2 separate regions of the Homo sapiens genome follow, and region 1 is linked to region 2. Evidence: chromatin contacts called from ENCODE Hi-C or POLR2A ChIA-PET data. All regions are on one chromosome and are shown on one strand. The core of a region is the stretch at or near the end of the contact, and the rest is flanking DNA. Distances in the headings are between cores, read along the strand shown.

What was found. Hi-C counts contacts between places; a loop is a spot of excess contacts on that map. ChIA-PET counts read pairs that join two places held with the same protein, here RNA polymerase II (POLR2A). Pooled maps may share reads with other maps.
Region 1: a map of natural killer cell shows a loop between it and region 2 (6-fold over the local background). The contact joins two enhancer-like sites. A Hi-C loop is called at or near these places in 45 of 168 maps with a recorded cell type or tissue (A673, B cell, CD4-positive, alpha-beta T cell and 34 more), 37 of 37 single-sample maps with no recorded cell type and 43 of 50 pooled maps. POLR2A ChIA-PET finds 5 or more read pairs at or near these places in 2 of 52 experiments (CD4-positive, alpha-beta T cell and RWPE1).

What each region holds. Positions count from the first base shown.
Region 1 is chr6:151,680,177-151,683,652 of GRCh38, forward strand. It overlaps a transcript of ESR1 not described here. Among named protein-coding and RNA genes, the nearest start is that of ESR1, 130 kb to the right of the region's middle. Within about 2 kb of position 1,701, at least 7 of the 41 ENCODE cell types and tissues checked have a DNase peak (open chromatin) inside an H3K27ac peak, as active enhancers do; they include gastrocnemius medialis and heart right ventricle, where a contact is called at or near this core.
Region 2 is chr6:152,259,506-152,262,664 of GRCh38, forward strand. It overlaps SYNE1 (spectrin repeat containing nuclear envelope protein 1), which reads right to left. Exons shown (of 146, transcript NM_182961.4): 101 at 2,527-2,683. Among named protein-coding and RNA genes, the nearest start is that of SYNE1-AS1, 120 kb to the right of the region's middle. Within about 2 kb of position 1,764, at least 5 of the 41 ENCODE cell types and tissues checked have a DNase peak (open chromatin) inside an H3K27ac peak, as active enhancers do; they include gastrocnemius medialis and heart right ventricle, where a contact is called at or near this core.

The sequences.
Region 1 (3,476 bases), core at 451-2,950, 580 kb before region 2:
ACAGCCACCTTGCTTTTTTTCTTTTCTCTTTTTTTTTTTTTTTTTGAGTTGGAGTCTCGCTCTGTCACCCAGGCTGGAATGCAGTGGTGCCATCTCGACTCATTGCAATCTCCACCTTCCAGGTTCAAGTGAGTCTCCTGCCTCAGCCTCCCGAGTAGCTGGGACTACAGGTGCACACCACCACGCCCAGCTAATTTTTATATTTTTAGTAGAGACGGGGTTTTGCCATGTTGGCCAGGCTGGTCTTGAACTCCTGACCTCAAGTGATCCACCTACCTCGACCTCCCAAAATGCTGGGGGGTCGTGAGCCACCATGCCCGGCCAGATGGCCACCTTCTCCCTGTGTCCTCATGTAGCAGAAAGAGATCAAAGAGCTCTTTTGTTTCTTTTATGAGAGCACTAATCCCATCACAAGGCCCTGACCTCACAACCTAATCACCTTCCAAAGGCCCCACTTCCTGTCGCCATCATATTGGGGGTTTGGATTTCAGCATATGGATTTTGGGGGGACACAAATCTTTCAGTCCGTAATAGTTGGCCTCCTCCCTTGTTCCACTAGAATATAAGCTTCAGGAGGTCAGGGATCTTTGTCTCTTTTGTTTACAGCTATGTTCCTAACACCTACAACAATGCCTGGCACATGGTAGGTGCTCAGGAGATAATTATTGGATGAAAAAAAATGAACCGGTCTCCTCCTTAACCCCTGAAATCCTGTTCGAGTCGCTGGGTTTGCCTTGCTCCACTGGGATGAAGTCCTGGCTTGGTGTCCTTGTCTCCCAGGGGTAGACGCCCCGTCTCTGGGAGGACTTGAGGCTCTCCTGGCCTGCTGCTTGGCCTCCTTACCTGTTCTGCCCACTCAGAGCCCTGCCAGCTGCCTGGGATGGCTGCCGGGCACGTCCTTGTTCCTGCTCAGTCAACCAGTTGGGGCCTTGGTTTGGACCTTCACTTATTCTTCTGTGAACCTACCTCTCTGGTCCCCAGCTCGTCTTCTGAAATTTTGATGTGTTGGTCAAGCCCAGTCTTGTTTGCACATCCCTGTGAATGATTCTTAATTATATTTCTGGCTGGCTCTGTGCAGTAGACCATAGAAATAACGATTGTTTCTGGGGTTGCGCTGGAGTGTGAACAGGTGGGGAAAATGCCTCAGGACGATTGGACCGAGGAGACTCTGAGATGACTGATGAAAGCGACAGCAAGAGCTTTCCACGCTCCTGATGGCAGGAGGGGACGGCGGTGCTGAGGGGTGGGGGAGGCTCAGGGGGAGCTGTTGAGGGTCCCGTGCTCGTCAATTCTCTAGCTTCTCAGGCGCCTTGATCTTGTCATTTAGAAGCCTCTGGAAGCACAGGGACTGTGGAAACTGGAAGCTGTTCTTGGACTATTTCGCAACACTTTTCTCCAGGAAAAAGAAAAAATAAAAAAAAGCCTCATTCTCTTCGTCCCCAATGTTACATAATCGAACATTTCCCGTCCTGGTTGAAATGAATATCCTCTTTGCCTGAATAAATAATGCACAGATTCTTCGGGACAGGCTGCTTCCTCCAGGCCGCCGCTTCCAAGGGATCCGGTCGCTTTGTGGGTTTAGTGGTGGCCCACAGCTGGACGCGGGGTCCAGCTTGGGGTGGGGGAGGCGGTGCTTTCTGCCAAAATGTCTTTTAAACGTCTCAACAAGTAGCAAACAAGGCCCCACCTGCGACAGTTGTAGTGATTCCGGAAGACCTGCTCACCACGAGGTGCTGGGGTCGCTTGCAGCTGGCAGTCTCCGGTGGCTGCAGTTTAAATAAATCTCCTAAGTGCAGAATCACCACACAGGGCGCGGAGAAACTGAAAAGTTAAAACATCTGGAGTTACAAACACTCACAGGCCTATCAGCTGTCTGAGTCCCCGTAGGAAAACTGTTTATCGGATGCTTTAGTATTCAACCTTTTATTTCCTAGCACAGGTTTTTTGATTTTCACATGGAGTGTTTGATTATTTTCCCATGCCCAAGTCACTGTTTTCATAGCCTGTTGTTTAATCTGTGTGCACCTTTGTTTTCACTCTATTTCCTTTGCTTTCCTATATGAGAAAAATAAATGGCACCATTGAATTGCACGGTAGAGGCTGATGCTATTCCAGGTGCTCAGGTTGGCTTTCCCATCTTTCGTTTCCTCCTGTAGGAAGTTTTTTTTGGTATAAAGGGAAGGACAGAATTGGATCTCCCTGGAGGGAGTTTCATGTGTTTCTTATTCTGAGCTGCCGGGAGCTGGTTCACAGCACAACTTGATAATTGCTGAGTAGACCTAAAGTTTTGAAAATCAAGATCTCTTTGGAGTTTTACAAGTAAAATTTCAAAAATGAGAAATGACTATCCCAATTTATTTTAGAAGAAAGGTGCAGCTTGTAAACTTTCATGAATTTGGTAAAAGGGGGCTAATTTGAAAAGGAAAACTAATAGGCAATATTTACAAATTGTGAAAAATATCAGAATAGTATACGTGGAAGAGTTATTAGACATTCCATTTGCAGTGGTAAACCCATTCCTTTGATTCTGAATCTTGTTTAGGTTTCCTTAAGAATTTGATGAAGTTTTCAGACTCTTCCTTCAGAAAAATGCACATATTCTTATGTACCTAAATGTTTGGATATGATTTCAGGGGATTCCAAATCCCCTGGGGACCCCCCATGTGGATGTTTGTGATGCAGAATGGGGTAAGAAAACCAGGAGAGCCTACAAAAATTTTATGAAATAGAAATATGAACATACAGTACTGAGCCAAAATTTAGTTGTGAGGAAAATGATGTTAAATGCATTCATTTTCTAAATGATGACAGAAAATTAGACTCATATTACTATCCGGGTGAAGCATATTTTGTACTTATGGTGACCTAGTGATCCAAATGCCTGCTCTTTGGTCTTATCCTCTTATCTTCCTTATGTCAATACTGGGCTGCTTAAATATGTACTGTCTCCGATGTCATTATCTAGTTTTGTTCTTTGTTTTCTATGTTTTATCTTTTACTTCTTGTTCCTATTTCAAATACTTTGACGGTATTGGGACTTGGGGACATGTCCTTTCCAGTACAGATTTTGGTATTGTAGAGGGAGGTTTACAAGCCCAGGTGGGTGTACTTGGGGACTGAGGCTGCTCAGTAGCCCTGTAAATGGTCAGAGTCTGCTGTTTCTGTTGCTTGGAGAGCAAGGTGAATGCAGGTCTCTTTGGATATTGGGGATGATAGAGGGATGTGGATTGGAGAGGAACAGGACTTCCTGCCCCCTCAATTTAAATGGAGATTCATTTGATCAAAAAAAAAAAAAAAAGCACATATATTCACCAGGCCCTGTGTGAACTACCACCTTGGATGTAGGTGGAGTAAGCCATATTCCCAGGTAGCCTGCAATCAACTGCAATCCATTGGTGGTAGGAGGCATGGGAGATACAGAAGTAACTCAGGACTAGATTGAATTGGCCACTTATCTAAGAGTGTTATCAAGTGTT
Region 2 (3,159 bases), core at 514-3,013:
GGATACAAAATTGCCATTAAGGTAGTATGAAAGAGGAGGGACTTAGGTAACAGAGATATCGGCTTCCTGATTCCAGATTCACCTCTTCTTAGTCGCAAGACCCTCTCTAAGCCTCAGTTTCCAGGTCTACAAAGTAGAGATAATATTGACCTCACCACAACGTTGTTAGCGATGTTAACACCTAGAACTTAAAATGTGCTCATTATATGATCACTCCTTTCTGCCTGGAAACTGACAGCTAAATTGCTTCTTCCCTCTCTTTTCCTTCACCTTTTCACACCACAGAGAGGAAAACAACCTATGAGGCACTTTGTACAAATGACCAGCGATTGCTGAAACAAAGCACTCAAATGCAAAAATGTCATTAAAAAAAGAACATTCAATGCTTTTATTTCTAATCCAAAGGCAAGGGAGGCACAACATGAACCTAAATTTGAACAGTCCAGGTATTGTGGAATGTCAGTGGCAGCAGGGCAAGGTTTGTTCAGTAAGCACAGCATGGAGGACGCTGGAGTGTCGGCTCCAACTGAGAGCAAAAGCAGCTCTTGAAGATGAAAGCGGGTAATGGATGAGACCTCCAGGAGGTCTGCAGATGCCGGACGAATCACACAGGTGCTTTATGAATGGAGAATAATACGCAAGCACAGAATCTAGAAATATCGTAGATTTCTCTAACTTAAGATAGTCAGAAAAGACTGCAGTCCCTGATTCAGAACTGTACATACCTCTCCTATTCAAAGGATTGGAGGGATACTAGAATATGAAGGGAGAGCTAGCAGTCAAGTCCAGAAGATCCGTATCAGGAACAAGGAATTTGAGCTATGAGTCTGGAGGACATTTTATCAGGGATTTGAGGAAGGATGAATTAAAATACAGGGAGGAGGTCCACGCAAAAAGTATAGGGCACCATTTGCCAGGGTGGATACGATTCTGGGACACCTGCTTCCAGGAATACAGTGCTTTAAGTTTCCCAGGGCAGAGCTGGTGGCTATTTCTGCAGACAGAGGTAAAGAAGCCTCCTGGCCAGAGAGGGAAAGTGAGGGGGCAGAAAATTCACAAAAGCATGTGCTTTTATAAAAACAGAATAGAAAGCGTGGCTCTGGAGAGACGTATGTGTGGCTATCCACAGATGACAGGACACCTTATGACCTTCAGACCAGCGATCCCCAACCTTTTTGGCACCAGGGGTTGGTTTCTCGGGGGTGGGAGAGACGGTTTTAGAATGAAACTGTTCCACCTCAGATCATCAGGCATTAAATTCATAATAGAAGCATGCAACCTAGATCACTCACAAGCATAGTTCACAATAGGGTTCACATTCCTATGAGCATCTAGTGCTGCTACTGTTCTAACCAGGAAGCAGAGCTCAGGCAGTAATGCTCACCTGCCTGCCGCTCACCTCTTGCTGTGAGGTCCAGTTCCTAACAGGCCACGGACCCATACCTGTCTGCAGCCTGGGGGTTGGGAAGCCCTGCTTTAGACCATCTCCTTCCATTTAACTCTGGCAGGTTGCGCCTGCTTTCTAATGCCTACTTTCTCAGCTCCAGCGTTTCCCTCCTCCAATTCACTACAGTTATTGACACCCTTTGCTTCTGGTTTAGCCTCTCCCAGCCCCTAAGCTAGTTCTGGCCAGAGCAGAGAAACAGCAGCTTCCGCAGAGCAACAGGAAAGGTTTTAGAATTCACTCCGATAATACTGCTGACTTGGAATGAGCCTAGATGGACGCTGCTAGCCCAGGACAAAGGACTAGTCTTGTATCTGAAGAATTCCTCTGGGCCACAGCTGTGGTAGGCATCCCAGGCTGGCTTGTGTTCCTGACTCCCTCATTTGCCCTCTAACTTTCTAAGTCCTCTGACTTCCAGTTGTTCCCTGGCTTCTGCTTAGAGTGAAGTAATAGCCATTATCTGGAACCATCTGTTGCTGTCTTCAATTCCCTTGGATTTGGCATGCCTGGTGGAACCAAGCCCGACAGCACACAGTATCCCTCCCAGGAACCAGCCTTGCAGATGGGTCCATAACTATTCCAGCTGACCACTGGCTTCACTTCCCTGCCCTAGACCCACCAACGTCCCAATATGTTTCTCATTAAGATCTCCTGAAATTATTAAATACTGGAAGTGGCAATGGAAAATAAGATGGCCTCACAATTGAGTTCCAGATTTGTGGAAATCCTTCTGTCCTAGATGTGCATATCCTTGATTTCCATCCTTACTTTTTCAAGTTTGCAAAACACACACAAAAAGAGGGCACTTAAAATGTAATGGTTTAGGCTAATAAGGAATCAGATATTAATCATCTCTGAGGAAAAATATTGTCTATAAATCAAATAAATTTTCACATATAAATATATAATTATGAAGGGAAATGTGAAATAGACTTGTTAAGAAAAATGTAGAGTGAAAAATTGGTGTCATGTCTTAGTTTGAAATTGATCATGAAAATTAAGTTGATTGCACAGTTATAATCCCTCAGCATAAACTCTACATCTTTTATATTAGTTAATATATAATGTAAAATATTTGATACCACTTGCTCTTGTTCCTGTTCCAGAACATTCTGTAGTAGTTTCTGCTTGGTACTAAATTCTTGATGTAGGCTTTCCCATTTCATTCTCATCTGGTCTTCAGCGGATGATTTCTCCCCTTCCATCCCCAACTCCTGGGATAACACATCAGGTTTTTCGCTATTAGAAGAATAAATAATCTAAGTTTACAATGTGCACAAAAAAGTGATAAGACAGGTAACTTATTGTGTGTACCAGACCTGGCTTCTCAAATGAAATAAGATTACCTTAGTTATTAGCTTACACTTTAAAAATAACAAAAATGTTTAGGCCAATCATAAAGCAACTATATTCCTACTCATTGATAAACTGAACCATGTGCAGAAGGGATACTTAAAAATGCATTGAATAAAAATAATTGTAACATTTGGAATAAAAAATTATAGCACGATTACAGACTAGTATCCTTTGGCAAATAGCAGAAAAGTTAGTTCAAAACCTTAAAAATGTGTTAGTCTAGGGAGAGTTACGATTATGAGTCCAGAGAAAACACAGGACACAGGAGGGCGGTGCAGGACACAGGAGGGTACAACAGGACACAGAGAAATAGTACAGGGCCTGGAAAGGTAGTACAGGACAGAGGAAGGATCGTACAG